Regions from separate parts of the Homo sapiens genome. Here region 2 is linked to region 1. The links are chromatin loops, found by intact Hi-C in ENCODE. Cell type or tissue: breast epithelium. All regions are shown on one strand. Links, peaks and the distances in the headings refer to the core of each region. The heading gives the core; the rest is flanking DNA.

Region 1 (12,026 bases), core at 2,691-10,690:
CACACGGCCCTCATGCCCTGCGCTGGTGGCCGAGGGTGCTACACTTTTTCAGGACTCTCCTTGTTCAGTGTTTCTGGCCCCTCCTTCCAGTGTCACATTGCTGCTTATGGTGCCTGGTGCCTGTCCCGTGCCCCTCCTGTTTTGCTGCTGCTTATCTGCTGTTCGGGGCATCCTGTGACAGGCCAGTTGGAATCCTACGTAGAGTGAAAGCATCTCAGCCCCAGACAGGCCCGACCACTCCCACGCCAGCTTGTCTTCTCATCAGGGACTGGGCTGGGCTGCTGTGGAGGCCTGCAAGCCCGCGCCAGCTTCTCCACCCTGCTGGGCCTCAGAGGCGCCTGTCAGCTCCAGCTCACCACCGTGTGTGGCCCTCTGCCCCTTGCCTCTGGGACAGGTTTAGTCTGCAGTTATTATGTTCAAAATTTTAAAATTTTAAGCAGTTAACACTGATGCGTGATGAAAATTCCAACAGCACAAAAAGGCAGATAGTGACAATGTGCCCCTTGAATCCCTTTCCCCTGAACCCCTTTCCGGTGTCTTGGGTCCCTTCCTGAGATGTTCTCTGCAGCCTTCTGCATGGCGTTCAACATCATTTCCTTCATCAACAGTCGAGGATTACGGTCCCATAATAACAACAGTAATTAACGTTTATTAGCATTTCCCAGGTGCTGACCTTTGCACCCGTTCTCCCACTGATGGTCATTTGGTTTATTTCCAACTTTTCCTACTATGCACAGTGCTAAATTAAACCACCTGATACCACCAATCTGCACACGTGGGCAGGTACATGCAAGATCTGCAGCAGGGTCTGGAATAACGTCCTTTAGTTACAACGTTGATGATAAAAAGTTGATTCCCTTCTGCACCCACTGCCTGTGTGGAGTTTGTGTGCTCTCACGACTCCGTGGGCTTTCTCTGTACTCTGCTTTCTTTCACATCTCCGAGATGTGCACATTCAGTGAACTGGACATCTAAGTGGTCCCAGTCTGACCAGGTGTGGGTGCGAGTGTGTCCTGTGATGGAACGGCGTCCTGTCCAGGCTTTGTGCCCTGGGAGAGGCTCTAGCCACCTGCGACCTTGAACTAGAATAAGCGGGCTGGAAAATGAATGAATACAAGTAATTGTCAACTAAAAACTGTTGAAGTCTACAACAATCACACAAATGCATGACAATAAATGATGGGATCCGAATGCAGCCTGAGCCCGACACTTCTGTTCTTGTTTGGTTTTGAACTGTGTGGTGGTAGGAGGTGCTGTGGCATACCCTCGATAGCTGCGGGGAGTGGGGGGAAGGGGGGTCCTGAAGCAGACCGTTCAGGTGTGGCTTGTGCACACACCCCTTGACACCCAAGTGCCACAGGGGACCCCAAATTCCGTCCCAGCTGTGCATCTGCAAAGCTCAAATGGACTCTTGTTTCAAATTCGACCTAATCGGTGGCACAGAAAAGCTGTGAAGATCGTCCCCAGAGAAACCGAGCGGCAGCAGGCCCTGGAACAGGCAGAGATTGTGCTGTTCTGTCCTGTCCCTCCCTTTGGGTGACAGAGAACCACGAACGTCTGTGTCCTCAGAGGGTCACGGGACACGTTCCAGAGGGGGGTGGTGGGGAGCACAGTGAGCACAGAACATGGTATTTTCAATCCAGGCTGTACTGGCGAGGAGAGAGAGTCTCTGTGCCCAGCCCTGCTGATCCCCCCCGCTATCAGGGAGGAACTGTTTTCAGGGACAGTCTCACCACCCTGTGAAGAAGGATCCATTTCCGTCAGCACCCTGCCTTTCATGCTCCTCCCTGCTGTTGAGCAGCGTGTGCTCCCTCCCTGCGCCCACGCTGCCCACCCCCTGTTGGCATGGCCTCTGGAAGCTGCGGACTTGCAGGGACTGAATGTGTGTGCAGGTACAGAGTGGCCCAGACGAGGACGTGCCTCCCGTCTGCTGGGCTGAAAAGCTGTGGCAGCCCCAGACCCGCCTGAAAAGCACTGCTTTTGCCCAAGAGGATGGACAGATTGTCACAGCTATGGTTATCATAAGTGGCCTGTGGCTTTGTGAGGTATTAGCCTCAGGGAGCTGAGTGGAGACACACAGGCCTGCCCTGTGCTGTTTTTGCAACTTTCCTGAAAATCTAAAAGTGTTCTAAAATAAAAGGTAAAAAATGCCACGGTTGGCTGGGCACAGTGGCCCATGACTGTAATCCCAGCATTTTGTGAGGTTGAGTGAGGCAGGTGGATTGCTTGGGCACAGGAGTTTGGAAGCAGCCTGGGCAACATAGCAAGACCCCATCTCTACAAAAAAATATAAAAGTCACACCTGTGATCCCAGCACTTTGGGAGGCTGAGGCGGGTGGATCACGAGGTCAGGAGTTTGAGACCAGTCTGGCCAATATGGTGAAACCCCATCTCTACTAAAAATACAAAAATTAGCCAGGTGTGGTGGCATGTGCCTGTAGTCCCAGCTACTCAGGAGGCTGAGGCAGAAGAATCACGTGAACCCGGGAGGCGGAGGTTGCAGTGAGCCAAGATTGTGCCACTGCACTCCAGCCTGGGCGACAGAGTGAGACTCCGTCTCAAAAATAAACAAATAAATAAATAAAAATTTTGTTAAAAAGGGCATGGTGGCACATGCCTGTAGTCCCAGCTATTTGGGAGTCTGAGGTGGGAGGATCATCTGAGCCCAGGGAGGTCAAGGCTGCAGTGAGCTGTGATTGTGCCACTGTACTCCAATCTGGGTTACCTTGTCTCAAAAAAAAAAAGAATTCCATGGCTGCTTGTCACTGCAGAGGGTTGGTCTCACAGCCTGGTCAGGGTCCTGCTGAGGAGATGTGGCCTGGTCACTGTGCCTTCTGGACACACACCACCTAGTGTGGACACTTGCCACCCTCCACACACTGCCCAGACAGGCTCTACCTCCTGTCCTTCAAGACCTGTACTCGGCCGGACTCGGCGGCTCACGCCTGTAATCCCAGCACTTTGGGAGGCCGAGGCGGGCGGATCACCTGAGGTCAGGAGTTCAAGACCAGCCTCAACATGGAGAAACCCCATCTCTACTAAAAATGCAAACTTAGCCAGGCGTGGTGGTGCATGCCTGTAATCCCAGCTACTCAGGAGGCTGAGGCAGGAGAATTGCTTGAACCTGGGAGGCAGAGGTTGCGGTGAGCCGAGATCGTGCCATTGCACTCCAGCCTGGGCAACAAGAGCGAAACTGCGTCTCAAAAAAAAAAGACCTGTGCTCACCGTGAAGCCGTCACAGACTCTGGTATGAATTTAGCCACAGACTTGATGTTCTGATGCCTCGAGGAGCTTCTGGGTCCCTCAAGGGCCCAGGTGACATGATCTCCAGTGCAGCCTAGAGCTTTGGAATCCCTCTTCCTCCCCCAGACCCCTGGTCTCCAGAAGACCCCTAGGAGCCCAGGGACCATTCTAGAATGGCATGTTGTATACACGCTGTCCCTCCCCACTGGATGGTCAGCCCTCAGGGGCAGCACGGCTTGGCCCAGCCTACCCAGCCCAGGGCATTCAAGCTTTGGCCTCACCTAGAGCCAGGCTGGACGCCAGCAGGGCTGTGTGCAGCTTGGCCAGCTTTGGAGCTCCCATCTGTGGACTGCCGCCATGACAATAGCTACCTCAAAGTGTTCTTGAGGACCAAAGGAAGTCATTCCTTCCCCTCGAGGGAGGCTGGAACCTAATGGGTATCCCGGGAGGTGGGGGGAGGTTCGGATAGAACATCCCGCTGCTGTGCGTGCAGCAGAGTGGCTGCCATCAGATTTCTTTGGGGTGGCCTGCGCACTGGCTCTGATTTGATGACGTTCTCTGTGTTTTCCAATTTTCTTCTTGCTCTTTAGCTCCTTCCTTCTGGCTTCTCCATCTTCACATTTCCCACAGAATTCAGTTGTGATTTAGATTTTCCATGCCCCTCACTAGCGTGTTCTGGCTCCTGTCATGCAGACACCTTACACTTAAATACCAAGTCCGAGATAAACCTGCTTTCAGTTCACGGGCGCTTGGAGGTCCTGGGAGTTCTGTCCTTGAGCATGAGGAAGGAGATGCACAGGGTAGGGCCCTGTGGCTGTGCCCCAGACAGGAGGAGGAGGACGAGGAGGATGAGGAGGAGGAGGAGGAGGAAGAGGAGGGAGGCTTTCCAGACACACAGGCAGGGCTGGGGGAGCCATGCAGGAGATAAGCCAGGCTGAACTTGGGACTTTTGCACACAATGCTTCTCTGCCTGGAAGGCCCTTCTTTCTGTGTTCTGTGTGGTGTCTGCTTTTCATCCTGCACGCCACAGTGTGAAGGTCACCTCCCTGACTGCCCTCGCTCCAGGTTATTCTTTCTCCCAGCACCCTGTTCTTTGGCGAGCGCATCTCTGGCATCATCACACAGAGTCCATGCGGCACAGACAGGAGGCCCCCTTGGGCAGAGGCCCTGAACGCCTCGCCTGCTTGCCCTAGTGCCCCAGGGCCTGGCACTTGGCAGCCCTCCATAGCTACCTGAAGAACAGATCTGTGTGTGGAGAGGGGTCGGGAGCTCTGCACTTTGGGAGGACTATGGCTGGCATTTGCTTGCAGTTGGGGCTGGTTTGCAAATATTTCTCTCTGCCTCAGCAGGTGAGAAATAGCACCTCGGAGCTCCTTGCCTGTTCAATTATTTCTGATTGAATTAATTATCCTGCAGTAACAGCGGAGCTGCTAATAGGGAACATTGGGTGCCCCCCAGGCGGAGCATGTGGCTCGAGAGCACGCCTGGAGCTGGAGACCAGTGGGCAGCCCAGCTCTTCGGGGGCGCAGGCCCCCTGGAGCTCTTCTGACGATGGGCAGCTTCATCCTGCAGTCACCAGTGCATGCAGAGGTCCAGCCACGGCCACCTCTTTCTTTTCTGTCCTTTAAATGGAGAGGGTCAGCACGTAGCAAATGAACCAACTTTGCTTTGACTGCAGCTGTGAAGATAATGAGGCAGCCTTGGTTGTCATCTAAACTCAGCAATGGTCGAGAGCTATTTGGGATTTCCTGGCCTGCTTCCAAATTGCAAGCCCTGTTGGGCTACTAATGCCCCACCTTGTCCCAGCCTCTCTTTGGCCATAGGCTAGGCCAGCCCCAGGGTGGACAGGGAGGCTCCCCAGGGTCGGACGAAGGCAGGCGCCTGTGAGCAGAGGCCTGGGGGCTGGATGGGTGGCAGGTGGCCAGGCCACTCTTCCTAGCCCAGCTGATGCCATCCCGTTATCTTGTAATTTTCTTCCCGGGGCCTTATCAGCCTTATTAGCAAATGTCAGAAACAATGAGAGTCACTTAAACCTGATCATGCCCACTGCACCCCCCACCAGCCTGGCACCAGTTTGAACCAAGCCTGCTTCTGAAAATGTGGTGGAGAAAGCCCTGCTGCTCCTGGGAGGGGCTCAGGCCATTTGATTCTGCCTGGTGGGTTCAGGGCTGCCTGGCTAGCCACCAAGACACGGGAGAGCAAAGCCCGGCCAAACCCAGGGGCAGTGGTGTCCAGCAGGCATCAGGACATGCCGTGGCCCACACATGCCCTTCTCCACAGGTGCCATCATCTCCTTTCTTCTCCTGTTAGTGATGGCTTCATTGGCCTCAGGTGACACCGCCTTCTAGCCCAGGCCACTGGATCCAGCCAGAGCGTCTGTGCATCGCCCCAGGGAGGTGTGGGGAGGCTCGGCCCCACCTGGCAAGTTTATAGGCTGCTTGAGGACATAAGATGGGTACAGAAGAGGCTTCAGGGCTCAGCAGATGCTGTGCTGGGAGTGAGCCCAGGCAAGGTGGCCCAGGGACAGAAGATGGAAGGTCAGTCGTGGCCTCCTTCCAGAAGGAAAGAGATTTTAGCAGGAAGAGACAGGCAAGGAAAGGAATTGGTTTTTCAGGCAGAGCGGTACTTTTTTAAATTGACAAATTTTAAGCATACAGAAAAGTAGAGAGGACGAACCTCCAAACATCAGCCCTTAGATTCCAGTACATCCTGCCTTGGTAGCTGACGTCACGAACGCTGTGACCTGTCCCTCTGCACTCCATCATAGCATCTCTAAAACGGAGGACATTTCCTACCTCAGCACAACTTCATTATCACAAAAGAGAACATTTTGAGCAAAAGTTTGGAAGCAGGCAAAAGTAGGGTTTGTTCTGGAATGGCATGAATGAATGAGTCATGGGCTGGACCCGGCCCCGCAGAAAGAGCAGAGGAGGCCGTCTCTGGTGTAGGAGTTGAAGCCAAGACTCAGCATGCAGGACAAGGAGCCCAGCCTGGTGGCATGGGCTGTGGCTTCTCCAGTGGGCCCATAGGAATGGCCCTGGGGCTGGGACTTGTGGGGACGGCGGCCACAAGAGGAGGATCTTCAGCATGGCCTGACAGCACCTGTAATGTAGGCAGGCAATGGGCTCCTCCAGGTGGCAGGAACACTGTGAGGAGCATGCAACGTGCTGGAGACCATGGGGCATGTGACCTCCGGGCACACCCTGGACAGACCTGGGTGAGAGGTGGGCTGGGACGCCAGGACGGTGAGGGGCTTCAAGGTGTGTTTGTCCTTTGTCCTTATACAGGTGACCTGCATGGGCGGGTGAGGTCCATCAGAATGCTCTAGAACAGGACAACTGAGGTCCCGGCTGCCCCGCTCAACACGCCATGATTCCTAGACTGCCCTGAGAGGTCAGGTTTTAAATAGGGTGTGGCCCGGCAAGGACCCTGAGGGATGTGAGGCCAGACAGCTCCTTGGTGGCCGCCTGCACGGGAAGCTGAGTGGCCCTTTGGAACAGGAAGTGCCTTGTCCAAGTTAACCCGGGCCCGGGCCCACCTTGGACTCCCTCTGGAGAGAACGGCTGGCCTGTTCGCCTCCTTTCTCCTTCCTTCCAAAATAACATGTCCAGGTCCCTTGGTAAGAATGCTGCAGCTGGGGTCAGTCTCCAAACTGGAGTTTGGTGGCTAAAATGCCCGCCTTTCTGCCCCCAATTTCACACATGGATGATGGTCCTGGTTCAGCAGGGAAGATTCTCTTGGACCCGTGTCTGCTGGTTGGGAAGTGGAGAAAGCCGCCCTGTTCTGCCTCCATTTTGAAACGTCTTTTCTGTTCGGAGGACTAAAGGAAGCCAGAGCTGGTTCAGATGTTCATGAGCACCTGTGCCAGCCCCTGCCCGTCACACTTGAGGACACCAAGGCTGTGGTCTGTGCAGTGAATCGGGGCAGTGGGGGGACTTCATGGTTAGAAACACAAGCTGGAGGCCGGATGCGGTGGCTCCTGCCTGTAATCCCTGCACTTTGGGATGCCTGAGGTCAGGAGTTCAAGACCAGCCTGGCCAACATGGTGAAACCCTGTCTCTACTACAAATACGAAAATTAGCTGGGCGTGGTGGTGGGCACCTGTAATCCCAGCTACTCGGGAGGCTGAGGCAGGAGAATCGCTTGAACCCGGGAGGTGGAGGTTGCAGTGAGCCGAGATCACACCATTGCACTCCAGCCTGGGCGACAAGAGCAAAACTCCGTCTAAAAAAAAAAAAAAGAAAAGAAAAAGAAACACAAGCTGGGCTTCCTGCTTCCCAGCTGTGTGGCTTTGGGCCAGTTACTCACTGTCTGGGTGCCTCCATGTTCTTGTTTCCTTATATAAAATAAAGTTCTTTCCTCGTGGATTGTCAGGAGGATTCTGTAATAATCCACAGGATGTGTTCTGCATGCACTAGGTGCTCAACTTTCCTGACCCCCGTCCAGTGCCCCCCTCACCGACCACGTCTGCCCTCTAAGCTGCCAGTCCTATAGGAGGCATTAAGACGTCTAGCAAGGCTGTGTTCTCAGATGCCTCGAAATGGGACCTCAGCCTTGGAGTTCTCTCCTCCCACATGGAGGCAAGTCACTGACAGTCATCTAGCAAATTGTATGCATGGTCAAGCTCAGAGGTTCTATTTTGGGTCAAAAAAGGCATGAGCTGGCTGGGCGCCGTGGCTCACGCCCGTAATCCCAACACTCTGGGAGGCTGAGGCAAGCAGGTCACCTGAGGTCAGCAGTTCAAGACCAGCCTGGCCAACATGGTGAAACCCTGTCCCTGCTGAAAATACAAAAATTAGCTGGATGTGGTGGTGCATGCCTATAATCCCAGCTACTCAGGAGGCTGAGGCAGGAGAATCACTTGAACCTGGGAGGCGAAGTTTGCAGTGAGCCGAGATCGTGCCCCTGCCCTCCACCTGGGGTAACAAGAGCAAAACTCCATCTTAAAAAAAAAAAGCACAAGCTGGATTTTGCCCTTTGTCGTGAGAGCATTTCATGCCTTCATGAAAGTCACTGCAGCTGTGCTTCAGGCAGAGGGCCCGGGATCCAGGTGGCGTGCGCTGCCTTCCGTGGCCCCTTCAAAGGGCAGCCACCTTCCCAGTGCCGCAGGAGCTCCTGGTCTGGGGCCACATGCTTGGAAGGGCCACTGAATGTGGTGAAGGGCTGGGTCCTGGTACTGAGCCTGTTGAGACTTCTGCAGGATTCACTGCCGTATGCCTGAGGAAGGCAGACGAAGGAAAGGACAGTGTGGAGTGCTCAGCAGAGTCCCCATGGTCGCACTTGGGAAGAACGCCCTGGCAGTGGACGGTCAGTGGTCACATGCACATGCGAGGCCCTCAGGACTCTGTAGGACACGACGTGGCTTCTCCACAGTCCTGGGGATCGGAAGCAGATGCAGAATGTGGCCGAGTGGCCCGGGCCAGGGCCTGAGAGTCTGCATTCTGACATGCTTCCCCGGTGGTGCTGCTGGTCTGGGAACCACACTGGGTTTAAGTAACTGATTTAAGTAACTGATGCGAGGAGGCCATGCTCTGGGGGAAGGCAGCTGGAGAGGAGAAGAATGATGTCCCCATGCCCCTTCCAGCCTCAGAGTCCTCTAGACCCGGCAGTGTGCAGGAACGGCAGCTTCACTGCCCATCCCCTGGGGTACTCCCTGCAGCCTTGGGCCCTGCTCCTGCAACGGTGGCCGAACGGTGCAAAGGAGGGGGCGGCCCAGTCCCTGCAGGCTGCCCTCAACCTGGGTTTGCTCATCTGTGAGATGGGATCACATGTATAATCCTGGCTACTTCACAGAGCCCAGGCGAGGATCTCATGGACTTGTGCATGTGGAAAAGCCCTGAAACTGAAAGATTCTAGAAACACCAGGATTGTGGTCACTGTCATTACTGGAGGGCATAACCCATTCCCCTGTTTTTCCTCCATGAAAGACAATCCCACCAAAACACGAAGGCCCTGCCCTCAATCTGTTTGTGTCCTTGGCATGGTTCAGCCTGCTCTCCCCATGGCCTGAGAGGAAAGCGTTAGCCAGGAGGGTAGTTGGAGGTGGCGGGAGGTAATCCCAGGAGCCCGTGGTGAGCTGAGGATATGGAGAAGGCTCATCTGGGGTGACCTGAGCAAGCACCCTCTATCCCAAGCCAGTCCCCAGAGGCCACGTAGGCCCCTGTTTCTGGATTAACTGAGCGGGAGCTCAATCAGGCAAACCAGGTTGCTTGGCACGGTGTTTGCCTTAAAGAAGAACAAGGTGGGCCAGGCGTAGTGGCTCACGCCTGTAATCCCAGCTCTTTGGGAGGCTGAGGCGGGTAGATCACCTGAGGTCAGGAGTTTGAGACCAGCCTGGCCAACATGGTGAAATCCCGTCTCTACTAAAAATACAAAAATTAGCTGGGTGTGGTGGTGAGCACCTGTAATCCCAGCTACTTGGGAGGCTGAGGCAGGAGAATTGCTTGAACCTGGTAGGTGGAGGTTTCAGTGAGCAGAGATCATGCTGCTGCACTCCAGCCTGAGCAACAGAGCAAGACTGCATCTCAAAAAAAGAAAAAGAAAAAAGAAAAAAGAGGAAGGTGGGCTGTGCCCTTCTGGCTCAGGCACTGATATTCAGGGGCCAGTACCAGGCAGATGAGCCCTGGGTGTTGGGCTCACATGTCTGTGGCCTGTCGTTTTAGCCTTGGGGCCAGGGGTAGCAGCCGTTTCTCTCTGGGCAAGGGGCTCATGAGGAAACGTTTCTGCCTTGGCAGCCCAGGCCACAGCTGTGCTGGCTGCAGACACCCTGGGCAGGCCCCGGTCGCTGAGGAGCCTTCTTGGGCAGGTTGCTTCATCTCTGAAGCTCAGAATCCTTTCCTGGAGCACAGATATCAAAATATTTATCCCCAGAAGCCTCAACAAACCTGTGCTCACCGCTGCTTTAGGCCCTGCAGCAGTCCCAGGTCTGGGCAGATGTTTCAAGTTCAGTGTGTGGGCTCTGGCTCGCTGGAGCTGGGCCCAGGGAACTGGCGCCTTGGGATGAGGCCCGCCATGTCCGAGCCTGCCCATGCCCCGCTGCTGCTGCGGCCGGTGGTCTTGGGGCTGCCTGCCAGCCTTCTCTCCTGGGAGCTAAGTGGGGACAGGTGCTGCGGGCCACGGTCCACGATGCTCCCTGCTTCCTGTTTGGTGGGCAGCCTGGGTTTTAGGAATGTGTAGAGCTGGAGGAGCTGAAAGAGCTGGGGCTCGGGATCAGGTGGTTCAGCTGACTCGGGAAACTTTGAGGCACCACCGCACCTGTCCGTGCGTGAGGGAGACATCTTCCTTGCAGGGCTCTGGGAGGATGGGGTGCTTCTGTAATGCCCAGTCTTGGGCCTGGCGCCTACCTCATATGGGTGCTCTATATAGCAGCAGGCGGAGCACAATTCTGCTAACGTCAGCAACAATCCTGTCTGTTGGAATAAACATGCAGATGCATCTGTGACCCCAGAATCCCAGTGGTGGCTCTGTCCCCGTCTCAGCCGAGCACTCAGCGGCCAGGGTGGCTGGACTCAGCACGGGGCTGGCACTGAAACTGGCAGTCACTGCTGTCAGTGCCCACAGAAAGCAAGAAGAGAATAGACAAATACCAGGCAGTGGAGACACTCCCTGCCCACTGCAGATTTATAATCAGCGAACATTTACTGAGTACCTGTTGTATGCCTTGAGGTGCTCACAGGGGAGCACTCGGGAGCCCATTCACTCGCCAGTGATGAGTGGGCACTGTGCCAGGTGCTGTCCAAGGTGGGGGAGCGAGGGGGTCACTGCAGGAGAGGGTGAGAAGGAGGCTGCATGCTGCACGACCCTCTGAACCCTGAGCCTGCCTGGAGAAGTGGGCTGTGCTGCGGGGACCCTGTTGGAGAGGGGCAGCATGGGGAGGGGCGGAGCCTGCCTGGGGCCTCTCATCCTGCAGCTGCCTGGAAGTTGGGCTCCTTCTGACAGTGTCCTCAAGTAGACGCGGGTTCTGGGGGTCTGGCTGGTGGAGGCCAGCTGGTGCTCCTGACTCACTGGCTCCTCTCCTTGCACAGTGGCTGCTGCCACCTGCCTAGGGAGTCTTCCTGGGGCTCAGTTCCCCTGACCCCCTGGGACATAATGCCAGAACTCATGCTGGCTGGCCACCCTCCCTCACGTGTGCTGTGCTCAGCCCGAAGTTGGTGCTTTCACCTGTGTGCTCTGGGCAAAGCAGGCGCAGAGGAGGCACTGGGATAGAGCGCAGAGTCCACCTGGGGCAGCCCCCTCCTCGTCCCGGCCATTGCCCCATGTTGGGGGTCTTCTGTCGGGGGAGGGAGGGTTGGAGCTGGGATTGGAAGGCCCCTCTGAGGCTCTTCTTCCTTCCTCCATGAGCCCTCCAGGCCCCACCCTCCATCCTGCGCCCCTGCCCCATCCCCACCCACGGCCAGGGCTGGCTGCTGCCCATTTTGGCCCCTTCCCTTGGGGCGTTGCTTCCAGGTTCAACTCAGATTCTGTCTTTTCCAGAAGATGTCTCTGTCCTTCCATGCCCCCAGCCTTTGTTCCTTGTCCTCCCCTGTCCCTGCACTCCTGGGGTGGGCCCTCCTGCTCCCGAGCCTCCTGCGTGGAGGCTGTGAGCTCCCTGCCACCTGCGTGGTCAGTCTTTCCTGCACCAGCCTCCCAGGACCCCTCCTGCCCACGCTCCTGAGAGATTCAGGCGCCAGTGCATGGGTGGGGCACAGGGGCTGCGGCAGACAGAGGGTGGTGATACAGGGGTGGAGTCCCACAGGCCGGATGCCTTGATACTTCTCAGCTGCAGGGCTGTGCCCGGGGCTCTG
Region 2 (12,026 bases), core at 3,917-11,916, 530 kb before region 1:
TGTGGTTGTTATAAAAATGAAGTAAGAGGCCAGGTGTGGTGGCTCACTCCTGTAATCCCAGCACTTTGGGAGGCCAAGATGGGTGGATCACCTGAGGTCAGGAGTTAGAGACCAACTTGACCAACATGGCAAAACCCCGTCTCTACTAAAAGTACAAAAATTAGCCGGGCGTGGTGGCAGGCGCCTGTGATCCCAGCCACTCAGGAGGCTGAGGTAGGAGAAGCTTGAACCCGGGAGGCGGGGGTTGCAGTGAGCTGAGATTGCGCCACTGCACTCTAGGCTGGGTCACAAGAGCGAGACTCTGTCTCAGAAAAAAAAAAAAAAAGAAGAAGATAATGGCTGTAGAGCACCTGGCATGTAGTTTGCTTGCTGATAAGTTGTTGTTGAATGCCAGAACCATTGGAAATTGTTTCTTCTCTCTGGATGTCATGGAATTTCTCAGATTTAACCCCTATTTATCAAGCATCTACTATGCACCAGGCTCTGGGCTAGACAGGAGCTTTTGCAAACTTTGAGCTTACCACTCTCATCTGCATTTTACAAAGTGAAGTCTTGAGCTATGCAAAGTGCCTGGCCCAGTGCTCAAGCCATTCAATGGCAGGACTGAGATGATAATCCAGGGCTTTCAATTCCAAGTCCTGTGACTCCAAAGTAACATGGTAGGCTGTAGGTGGAAATAAATGTATGATGTTTCTGTAAGGTTTAAAGAAGATTATAGTGGTGAGAACAACTTGGGTGGCCCATGAAGATGTGGAGGCCTGAAGAACCCTGACCCAGGTTGGGGGCCTGTAAGTCCTCTCTCTGCCTCCACCTTCTACATCAGTGGCTCTCGGAGCCTCCTTCACCACCACCTTTGTGCCCACAAAGGCAGGTTCACTTCCAGTTTTTAGTTGGGGAAACAGAAGAGTTTTGGAAAATGACTCACCTTCTGAGAATCCTGGCATCTTTGCTGTTGTATCTGCTTCCATGAAATCCCTGTGGGCCTCAGTTCTTCTCAGGTAACGTTAGAATCATGCCTACTTCAAGGGTCAAGGGAGATGACCGCACATCAGACTTGCTCTAGGCAACCGGCTCTCCTGCTTGGAAGGTCTGGGCCCTCCAAACCCTAACCCGGAAGGCCACCTACAAGCCTTTGTGTGCATGCTGTGCAATGAGCCCTTGAGGTGGAGTTTAAATGCTTCTGGAGAGGCTGCTACCGGAACCGTAGAAACATTTGGCTTGTGCATCAAAAGACACTATCAGCCTGGCACGGTGGCTCATGCCTGTAATCCCAGCACTTTGGGAGGCTGAGGTGGACGGATCACCTGAGGTCAGGAGTTTGAGACCAGCCTGGCCAACATGGTGAAACCCCGTCTCTACTAAAAATACAAAAAAAAAAGAGCTGGGCGTGGTGGTGCATGCCTGTAGTCTCAGCTACTTGGGAGGCTGAGGCAGGAGAATCACTTGAACCCGAGAGGTGGAGGTTGCAGTGAGCCAAGATTGCATCACTGCACTCCAGCCTGGGCAACAGAACGAGACTGTCTCAAAAAAAAAAAAAAAAAAAAAAAAAAAGACACTATCAACACAGTGAAAAGGCAACCCACAGAGTGGGAGAAAATATTTGCAAATCACATATCTGAAAACAACCCAATTAAAAAATGGGCAAAGGGCTTGAATTGAAATTTCTCTAAGGAAAATATACCTGGGGAGTGAGTGTTTAATGGGTGCAGAGTTTCAGTTTGGGAAGATGAAAAAGTTCTGGAGACAAAGGGTGGTGATTGTTGTGCAACAATGCGAATGTACTTAATACCACTGAACTATATCCTTAAAAGTGGGTATAATGGCCCGGGCACAGTGGCTCATGCCTATAATCCCAGCACTTTGGGAGGCTGAGGTGGGCGGATCACCTGAGGTCGGGAGTTTGAGACCAGCCTGACCAACATGGAGAAACCCCATCTCTACTAAAAATACAAAATTAGCTGGACACGGTGGCACATGCCTGTAATCCCAGCTACTCAGGAGGCTGAGGCAGGAGAATCCCTTGAACCCGGGAAGCAGAGGTTATGGTGAGCTGAGATTGCGCCATTGCACTCCAGCCTGGGCAAAATTTCGTCTCAAAAAAAAAAAAAGGTTAAAATGGTAAATTTCATGTATATTTATATCTATTTTACCACAACAAAAGTAAATAAATAAGTAAAGCATTTCAGAAGAAATTCTGGCAAAGTAACTAGGGGCAAATCTGGACTTCACTTATAATCACAGTTATCTAACCGGGACAGTATTCCTTGTTCAAATTTGTTCATTTATTTAACAGTACTGACTCCATGTTAGAGAAAAGTTTGTTTGCCTGATATAATTATGCTTTGTTTGAGTTTGTAGATTTTTCATTAAAAACAGCCTCAGGAAAACAGGACCTTCGATAGACATAAAAGAAAATACGCTGACCAACAACTCTAGGAACAGGCTGACCAGCCTGATAAGAACAGCTTGATGGTGCCTGCAGATGGCCACAAGACATTGACCAAGGAATTAACACTTAACTGCCAGCCTGAGACTGCGCGTTTCATAAGAATGCCTTGATCATCATTTGTACTCCCCTAATTTCCCTTAAAACTCTTCATCCAGAGATAGAACTTGGAGAGGTAGTCTTCAAACAAGTTCACTGCCTCCCTCCCCAAGGTTTCACCAAAGCTTGTCTCTTGACTTTTGTTTGTTTCTTTTCCTTTTTTTCTTTTCTTTTCTTTTTTTTCTTTCTTTTGAGACAGCATCTCACATAGTCCCCCAAGCTGGAGTGCAGTGGTGCGATCTTGGCTCACTGCAACATCCACCTCTCCAGCTCAAGGGATCCTTCCACCTCAGCCTCCCGAGTAGCTGGGACCCAATACTGGTGCACAGTAGTGTGCACCAATCTGCTCAAATCGAATTGGCTAATGGAACTGTTTGGCTGCTCAGCTGGTGTCAGGTGAGCACAACTCGTGTGTCCTCTGGATAGAGAAATGAATGGGACAGCAGCCCTGCCCTCAGGAAGCTCAGAGCTTGGCTGGAGAGCTAGATAAGTGAACAAAAAGACAGGAAGTCAGCAAAAGATAGAATGAGTATGTGAGAATCATCACATTATTATTATTATTACTTATTTGGAGCTTGGGTCTTGCTATGTTGGCCAGGCTAGCCTCAAACTCCTGGGCTCAAGGGATCCTCCTAATTCAGCCTCCAGAGTAGCTGGGACTGCAAGCACAAGCCCAAGCCACTGTGCCAGGCTCTTTTTTTTTTGGAGACAGAGTTTCGCTCTGTTGCCCAGTCTGGAGTGCAGTGTTGCGATCTCCGCTCACTGCAACCTCCACCTCCCGGGTTCAAGCAATTCTCCTGCCTCAGCCTCCAAGTAGCTAGGATTACAGGCATGCGCCACCATGCCTGGCTAATTTTTGTATTTTTAGTAGAGAGGGGTTTCACCATGTTGGCCAGGCTGCTCTCGAACTCCTGACCTCAAGCAGTCTACCTGCCTCAGCCTCCCAAAGTGCTGGAATTATAGGTGTGAGCCACTGTGCCATTGACACCCCTTTTCCCCAAGCCTGGACATTCACCAAAGGTACAGGCTACCATGTTGGGACAGGCTGTGGGGGAGCATGTTGCACCTGTGATGAAAACATTCATTTTTGCTGGACACAGTGGCTGATACTGTAATCCCAGCACTTTGGGAGGCCCAGGCGGGTGGATCACTTGAGGTCAGGAGTTGGAGACCAGCCTGACCAACATGGTGAAACCCCATCTCTACTAAAAATACAAAATTAGCCGGGCATGGTGGTGCACGCCTGTGACCCCAGCTACTTGGGAAGCTGAGACAAGAAAATTGCTTGAACCCAGGAGGTGGCGGTTGCAGTGAGCCGAGATTGCGCCATTGCACTTCAGCCTGGGCAACAAGGAGCAAAACTCCGTCTTAAAAAAAAAAAAGAAAAGAAAAAGAAGAAAGAAGATATTTATTTTTACCCAGCATGGGGTGTTCTCTGAAGGTTGACTCTGACCCAGGAAAAAGAGCTTTTTGGAGACAGGGTCTCGCTCTGTCACCCAGACTGGAGTGCAGTGGCACGATCTGCAGCCTCGACCTCCTGGGCTCAAGTAATACTCCTACCTCAGCCACCTGAGTAGCTGGGAATACAGGTATGCACCACCACACTTGGCTAATTTTTGTATTTTTAGTAGAGACTGGGTTTTGTTTGTTTGTTTTGTTTGTTTTTTGAGATGGAGTCTCACTCTGTCACCCAGGCTGGAGTGCAGTGGCGCGATCTCGGCTCACTGCAACCTCTGCCTCCTGGGTTCAAGCGATTCTCCTGCCTCACCCTCCCAAGTAGCTGGGACTACAGGCACGTGCCACCACGCCCAAATAATTGTTTTTTATTTTTTTTATTTTTAGTAGAGATGGGGTTTCACCGTGTTAGCCAGGATGGTCTTGATCTCCTGACCTTGTGATCCACCTGCCTCAGTCTCCCAAAGTGCTAGGATTACAGGCGTGAGCCACAGCACCCAGTTGTTTATTTGTTTTAAATAGAGACAGGGTCTCACTACATTGCCCATGCTGGTCTCAAACTCCTGGGCTCAAGTTATCCTCCTGCCTCGGCCTCCCAAAGTGCTAGGATTTGTATATTTTTTTTCTTTTTTCTTTTTTTAGAGAGTCTTGCTCTGTCGCCCAGGCTGGAGTGCAGTGGCGCAATCTCAGGTCACTGCAACCTCCGCCTCCTGGGTTCAAGCGATTCTCCTGCCTCAGCCTCCTGAGTAGCTGGGATTACAGGCGTGCGCCACCATGCCCGGCTATTGTGTATTTCTGGTAGAGATGGAGTTTTATCATGTTGGCCAGGCTGGTCTTGAATTCCTGACCTCAAGAGATCCACCCGCCTTGGCCTCTCAAAGTGCTGGGATTATAGGCTTGAGCCACGGCACCTGGTCCTAAAGTGCTAGGATTATAGGCACGAGCTACTGCACATGGCCGAGACCGGGTTTTGCCATGTGACCCAGGATGGAAAAAGGAGCATTTTAATTCTAATTGATGCACACTTTATTGAAGCTGCAGTAACCTCAGACGTCTGGAGTTGGGGTAGTGTGTAGGGCTGTTTGTCCTTTTGAACCTAGTCGTGTCTTCTGTGATGAGTTAACATCTGAGGGTTTTAGAGAAAACTTCTGGGCTGAAATCCAGAAAACAAAGCCAGTAGACCTCCTAAATGCTGTCTTCATTCTTACAGGAAGCTTCAGGCCCCAGCCCTTATGGAACACGGTTAGGCAGAGACAATTGCACGGGGGCCCTCTCTAGGTGCATTGGAGGGATGATTGGCCTCAGGTGGCAGCAGGGAATGGCTCTGTGGTACACCCAGGGTGACCAGGCCCCAGAGTTCCTAGTCTTTTTGTTTGTTTGTTTGTTTTGGTTTTTTGAGACAGAGTCTTGCTCTGTCCCCCAGGCTGGAGTGCAGTGATCTCAGCTCACTGCAAGCTCTGCCTCCTAGGTTCACTTCATTCTCCTCCCTCAGCCTGCCGAGTAGCTGGGACTACAGGTGCCCACCACCACACCTGGCTAATTTTTTGTATTTTTAGTAGAGACGGAGTTTCACTGTGTTAGCCACGATGGTCTCGATCTCCTGACCTCGTGATCCGCCCACCTTGGCCTCCCAAAGTGTTGGGATTACAGGCATGAGCCACCGCGCCCGGCCAGGAGTTCCTAGTCTTGGGAAATGGCAAATATTCTTGGCCCCCAAGAGTGGTAGAAGTTGCCATTTAGATGGGAAAGGAAAGGGGTCTGGGCAAGGGGCCCTTGCATGGTAACTGGAGAGACTAAAGATGAGAAGGATCTCTCCAGAGCTTCAGCACCTACAGCCTGAGACACTGACACGAGGCCCTTTTGTGACCAGGTGAAGGGAGAGTCCCAATAAGAAACACTCAGGTGTCATTTTCTGCAACCTTGGCACGATGCAGGCTGTTAATCTGATTTGAGATAAGGAAAATAAAGTTAATGGAGTAAGATTCCTCCCCACTAAAGAGATGAGCAGCATGGGGTCCAGGAGCATGCATGGTGGACCCTAATACAGAGTGGATGGTGCAGGCAGAAACATCAGGAAAAATGTTCTGGGGAAGATGGTTCCCTTAGAGAGTAAGTCAGGCCAAGGTCAAAAAGTGGGAATGAGCAGGGCTGGGGGGATTTCCTGTGGGCTCTGCCTGGGGGCTCTGCAGGTCTGGCAGCATCTCCAGCAAGCCAGATGGATGCTGGACAGGTCACAGAGGACTGGTCACACCTGAGGTTCTCCTGAGGGGTCTGGATTTGATCTTGTGGGCAATAGGAACACTTTTAAGGTAAAGAGAGGTCTGACCAAATTTGAATGTGAAAGCTTCTCCCTTTCCAACTTTCTATTTTTATTTATTATTTTGTTGTTGTTGTTGAGACAGGGTCTCACTCTGTCACCCAGGCTGGAGTGCAGTGGTGTGATCTCAGCTCACTGCAACCTCCACCTCCTGGGCTCAAGAGGTCCTCCCGCCTCAGCCTCCCTGGTAGCTGTGACTACAGGCATGCACCACCATGCCTCGCTAATTTTTGTATTTTTTGTAGAGATGGGTTTTTGCCATGTTGCCCAGGCTGGTCTCCAACTTCTGGGCTCAAGTGATCCTCCCACCTTGGCCTCTCAAAGTGCTAGTATTATAGATGTGTGAGCCACCAAGTTCAGCCCCAATTTTCTAGAATTCTGATTCCATCCATCCTTTGAGCCCACCAAGATCTCCAATCCATTGGTGCTACCACCTTCATCCCCTTGAAGTCCTCTCTCCCTCCGTATCCAGCTTGAATTCCATGGTCTTCACTTACTTCACTCCCTTGCACACACAACAACTCCCTGACTCTTCACTCACCTGTACTTGCAAAACCACAGGCCTCTTCCTACTCTGCACCTGCACCTGGGTTGGGAACATCCCCATGCTTGCTTGGGGCATGCTTGACTTCCGCATCCATCCACTCTTCCTCTCCTGGACAACCATCTCGTGCCTTCTTTCTCCTCAAAGGCCCAATACCTCTCCCCCTATCCTCATCCTCAGGAGGGTTGTCTACCTTGCTCTCAAGCTCACTAAGAACCATTGAAGAAATGAGACAAGAACTTCCACAAACTTCCAACTTGCCAGCATTGGCATGGCTGCTTGTTCCCAGAAACAAACTCTCAGTGCTTCTACCTGAGCCATCCCTGTCCTACAGCTTGAACTTTGCATTCTGCTGTGTCATTTTCAACAGCATACAAATATGCTGTCACACCTCCCTTCGGAAAAGTAAGCAAAACTCCTTCTCTTGCTGGTCTGAATTTTCTAGTTTTGTACAATGCATCCCTACTGTTTCTGAATTAATGGATGGTTTTTAAAAATATTTTTGATTCAACTTTTTTTTAAGCATAATTTACTTGCAATAAAACACACCATTCTCCAGTGCATAATTCAATGAGTTCTGACAAATGCATAGGGCGATGCAGCCACCCCCACATTTGACACACAGAACATCTCTATCACTCCAGAAACCACCACCCCCCCGCACTCAGTCCTCACCCCAACTCAGCCCCAGGCTGCCACCCATCTGCTTTCTATCACTACCAGTTAGACTCATCTTTTCTACAACTTCATCTGAACGGAATCACACAGCATATCGTCTTCTGTGTCTAGATTCCTCTGCTCAGCATAATGTTTCCAGATTCATCTGTGTTGTATCGCTATAGTACATTTCTTTTTATAAGAAATGCTGAGAGGTGTTTCATTATATAGCTGTACTATAATTTATAATAAATGGTTACCTAGAAATTCATTAAAATTTGGCAATGGTTCCTTGGATATGACACCAAAAGTACAGGCAACAAAATGAAAAAAAAAATAGATAAATGGGATTATATCAAAAAGAAAAACTTTTGCCAGGCGCGGTGGCTCACGCCTGTAATCCTAACACTTTGGGAGGCTGAGGTGGGCGGATCACGAGGTCAGGAGATCGAGACCGTCCTGGCTAACACGGTGAAACCCCGTCTCTACTAAAAATACAAAAAAAAAAAAAATTACCCAGGAGTGGTGGAGGGCGCCTGTAGTCCCAGCTACTGGGAGGCTGAAGCAGGAGAATGGTGTGAACCCAGGAGGCAGAGCTTGCAGTGAGCTGAGATAGCACTGCACTCCAGCCTGGGCGACCGAGCGAGACTCCGTCTCAAAAAAAAAAAAAAAAAAAAAAAAAACTTTTGTGCATCATTAAGGCACTATCAAGAGCATGAAGAGGCCGCCGGGCACGGTGGCTCGTGCCTGTAATCCCAGCACTTTGGGAGGCTGAGGTGGGCAAATTGCGAGATCAGGAGTTCGAGACCAGCCTGGCCAACATGGTGAAACCCCATCTCTACTAAAAATACAAAAAGTAGCTGGGCGTAGTGGCAGGCATCTGTAATCCCAGCTACTCGGGAGGGTGAAGCAAGAGAATCACTTGAACTTGAGAGGCAGAAGTTGCAGTGAGCCAAGATCGTGCCACTGCACTCCAGCCCGGGCGACAGAGTGAGACTCTGTCTCAAAAAAAAAAAAAAAAAAGAGATGGTAAAGAGACCCCACAGAATAATAGGAGAAAATATTTGCAAAGCATGTATCTGATAAGGAATTAATATCTAGAAAATATAGAGAACACCTACAATTCAGCAACAATGAAACAATGCACCTGATTTAAAAATGAGCAGGGGGCCGGGTGCAGTGGCTCACACCTGTAATCCCAGCACTTTGGGAGGCTGAGGTGGGCGAATTGCGAGATCAGGAGTTCAAGACCAGCCTGGCCAACATGGTGAAACCCCATCTCTACTAAAAATACAAAAATTAGCTTGGCGTTGTGGTGGGCACCTGTAATCCCAGCTACTCAGGAGGCTGAGGCAGGACAATCGCTTGAACCCAGGAGGTGCAGGTTGCAGTGAGTTAAGCTCACACCACTGTACTCCAGCCTGGGCGACACAGGAAGACTCTGTCTCAAAAAAAAAAAAAAAAGAAAGCAGAGATCCTGGGCAACGTAGTGAGACCCTGTCTCTACAAAAAAAAAAAAAAAAAAAAAAAAAAAAAAAAAGCAAAGGACTTGAATAGACATTTCTCCAAAGAAGATATACAAATGTTGAATAAACACTTGAGATGATTTCTCAGCATCACTAATCATTAGGTAAATGCAAATCAACATAGTGAGAGCCAGTCTCTACAAATATTTTGAAAAAAAATTAGCTGGGTGTGGTGGCGTGCATCTGTAGTCGCAGCTACTTGGGAGGCTGAGGAAGGAGAATTGCTTGAGCCCAGGAGGTCAAGGCCACAGTGAGTCATGATTATGGAGTGCAGAAATGCCACTGCACGGCCAGGCGCAGTGGATCATGCCTGTAATCCTAGCACTTTGGGAGGCCGAGGTGGGCAGATCACCTGTGGTCAGAAGTTCAAGACCAGCCTGGCCAACATCATGAAACCCCATCTCTACTAAAAATACAAAAATTAGCCAGGCATGGTGGCAGGTGCCTCTAATCCCAGCTACTCAGGAGGCTGAGGCAGGAGAATCGCTTGAACCTGGGAGGCGGAGGTTGCAGTGAGCCAAGATCGTGCCATTGCACTCCAGCCTGGGCAACAAGAGGAAAACTCTGTCTCAAAAAAAAAGAAAAAAGAAAAGCCACTGCACTCCAGTCTAGGTGACAGAATGATACCATCTCAGAAAAACAACAACAAAAATCACAGTGACGTATCACTTCACACCCATTAGGATGGCCATTATAAAAATTTTAAGGCTGGGCACAGTGGCTCACGCCTGTAATCCCAGCACTTTGGGAGGCCGAGGTGGGCAGACCACGAGGTCAAGAGATTCAGACCAACCTGACCAACATGGTGAAACCCCATCTCTACTAAAAATACAAAAATTAGCTGGGCGTGGTGGCACGTGCCTTGTAGTCCCAGCTACTTGGGAGGCTGAGGCAGGAGAATCACTTGAACCCGGGAGGTGGAGGTTGCAGTGAGCCGAGATTGTGCCACTGCACTCCAGCCTGGCGACAGAGTGAGACTCTGTCTCAAGAAAAAAAAAAAAAATTTAAAAAGGAAAACAGGTGTTGGAGAGGATATGGAGAAAATGGAATCATTGTGTACTGCTGGAGAGAATGTAAAATGGTGCAGCCACTATGAGAAACAGTTTGGTGTTCCTCAAGAAGTTAAGCATAGAATTATATGATCTAGCAATTCCACTCCTTAGTTACAAACTCAAAATACTTGAAAGCAGGTACTCAAACAGATACTGACCACACAAACCAGTGTTCATAACAGCACAATGCATAATAGTCAAAAGGTAGAAACAGCCCAAATGTTCATCAACAGATGGATAAAATGTGTTATATACATACAATGGAGTATCAGCCATAGCATAGAAAGAAATTCTGACACATTCTACAAGTGAAAAAAACCAGTCACACAAAGATAAATACTATTATGATTTCATTTCTATGAGGGATCTAGACAAATTCATGGGGACAGAAAATAGAATGGTGGTTATCAGGACTAGGGGGAGGAATGGGGATTTAGATAGCGTTTACTGAGTCCAGAATTTCTTTAGGATGATGGAAAACTTCTGGAAACAGTGGTGATAGGAACACAATGTGAATGTACTTAATACTACTGAACTGTACACTTATGAGTGGTTAAAGTGGTAAATTTTATGTAATACACATTTTACCACAATAAACAAAGCCTCATTACATATAATTTGCAGAAAACCCCTCCCCCTGCAGAAATAACCAAACCAACAACCCATTTCTAGCCCACTCCCCTGACAGCTACTTCCTATTTATTTTCTTTCCTTATGCAGCACAACTCTGCAAGCTACTCACATCAAGCTAAAATAAGCGAGAGAGAGACTGACACTCCAAAACAAAAAGTTTATTTGAGAATAGCAAGGGGTTGCAATCTGGGGTATATGGTTGGGGAAAGGGGAATGAATCTTTTAGAGGTAAAAAGGAGAAGTCCGTGTAAGCTGTTTTAAGACAGAGAACATTGTTCACAGGGGCTTCTCACAGGCTCCAGTTCCCAGCTCCCTTGCAGTGTGGTGACTGTGTGAATGGCCAGAAGCCACACTTAGTCCACCAACACCACAAGCCTGAAAGCCTTTCTCTCATTTCAGGGCGGGAGGCTCACTTAGTTACGCTCAAAGCTTCCTGTGCGTTGGAGTCACCCGGGGAGCTTTAAAAACATCGACAGGTTGTGAGGACTGGTCTGCATGCTGCCTGACATTAAATCAGCTCCCATGTGCTTCTGAAGTGCAGCCAGGTTTCAGAAACACTGCTCCAGGTCAAGCCAGTGAGAAGGCATGAAGATGGAGGGGCTGTGGAGCGATTATGGAGAGAAACCATGACTAATGCATTGAAAAATGAAGCGAACTGAAAAATCAGAAGGAAAAAAATGGCAAAAATAAACTTGAATCCAGCATATGTTTCTCTACAAATGAAAAGCCTTACATGTTTTCCCTGCTATGTACAAATAGGGAGTTTCAATCTTTCGATGTTTTGGAAGAAAAATCTGGAGGGAAAAGCTGTTCAACTGCAATCCAACTTTGAGGCTTTTTTTTTTAATTTTTATTTTTAAATATATCAAAGCCTACTGCCTATTTCATTACTGAGCAATTTTAATGCTTCCCTTCCCAGGTGCAGTTCAGATGAGTGGAGATAGCACTTTTTTTGTTGTTGTTTTTTTTGAGATGGAGTCTTTGCACTATCGCCCAGGCTGGAGTGCAGTGGCGCTATCTCGGCTCACTGCAAGCTCCGCCTCCCGGGTTCACGCCATTCTCCTGCCTCGGTCTCCTGAGTAGCTGGGACTACAGGGGCCTGCCACCACGCCCAGCTAACTTTTTGTATTTTTAGTAGAGACGGGGTTTCACCGTGTTAGCCAGGATGAGTCTTGATCTCCTGACCTTGTGATCCGCCCACCTTGGCCTCCCAAAGTGCTGGAATTACAGGCGTGAGCCACCGCGCCCAGCCGACAGCATTCTTATAGTTTTCCTTTTGTCCTGTTTTGCAATTGGT

What was found. Peaks named below come from ENCODE experiments on the same cell type or tissue, not always from the same donor. Only the 100,000 strongest peaks of a DNase experiment are listed, where the experiment ranks them.
Region 2: a loop joins it to region 1, with 6 times the contacts of the local background. A loop is called at or near these places in 1 of 110 quality-filtered maps.

The regions. Positions count from the first base shown.
Region 1 is chr17:17,539,742-17,551,767 of GRCh38, reverse strand. The region is part of intron 2 of PEMT (phosphatidylethanolamine N-methyltransferase); the gene reads left to right. Among named protein-coding and RNA genes, the nearest start is that of PEMT, 46 kb to the left of the region's middle. RefSeq lists enhancers at 5,904-6,403, 10,895-12,026. In breast epithelium, for the core only: no CTCF peak of the experiment used is centred there; DNase peaks (open chromatin) are centred at 5,678 and 6,213; H3K27ac peaks cover 1,414 bases.
Region 2 is chr17:18,070,249-18,082,274 of GRCh38, reverse strand. No RefSeq gene overlaps it. Among named protein-coding and RNA genes, the nearest start is that of DRG2, 12 kb to the left of the region's middle. In breast epithelium, for the core only: no CTCF peak of the experiment used is centred there; no DNase peak of the experiment used is centred there; H3K4me3 peaks cover 649 bases.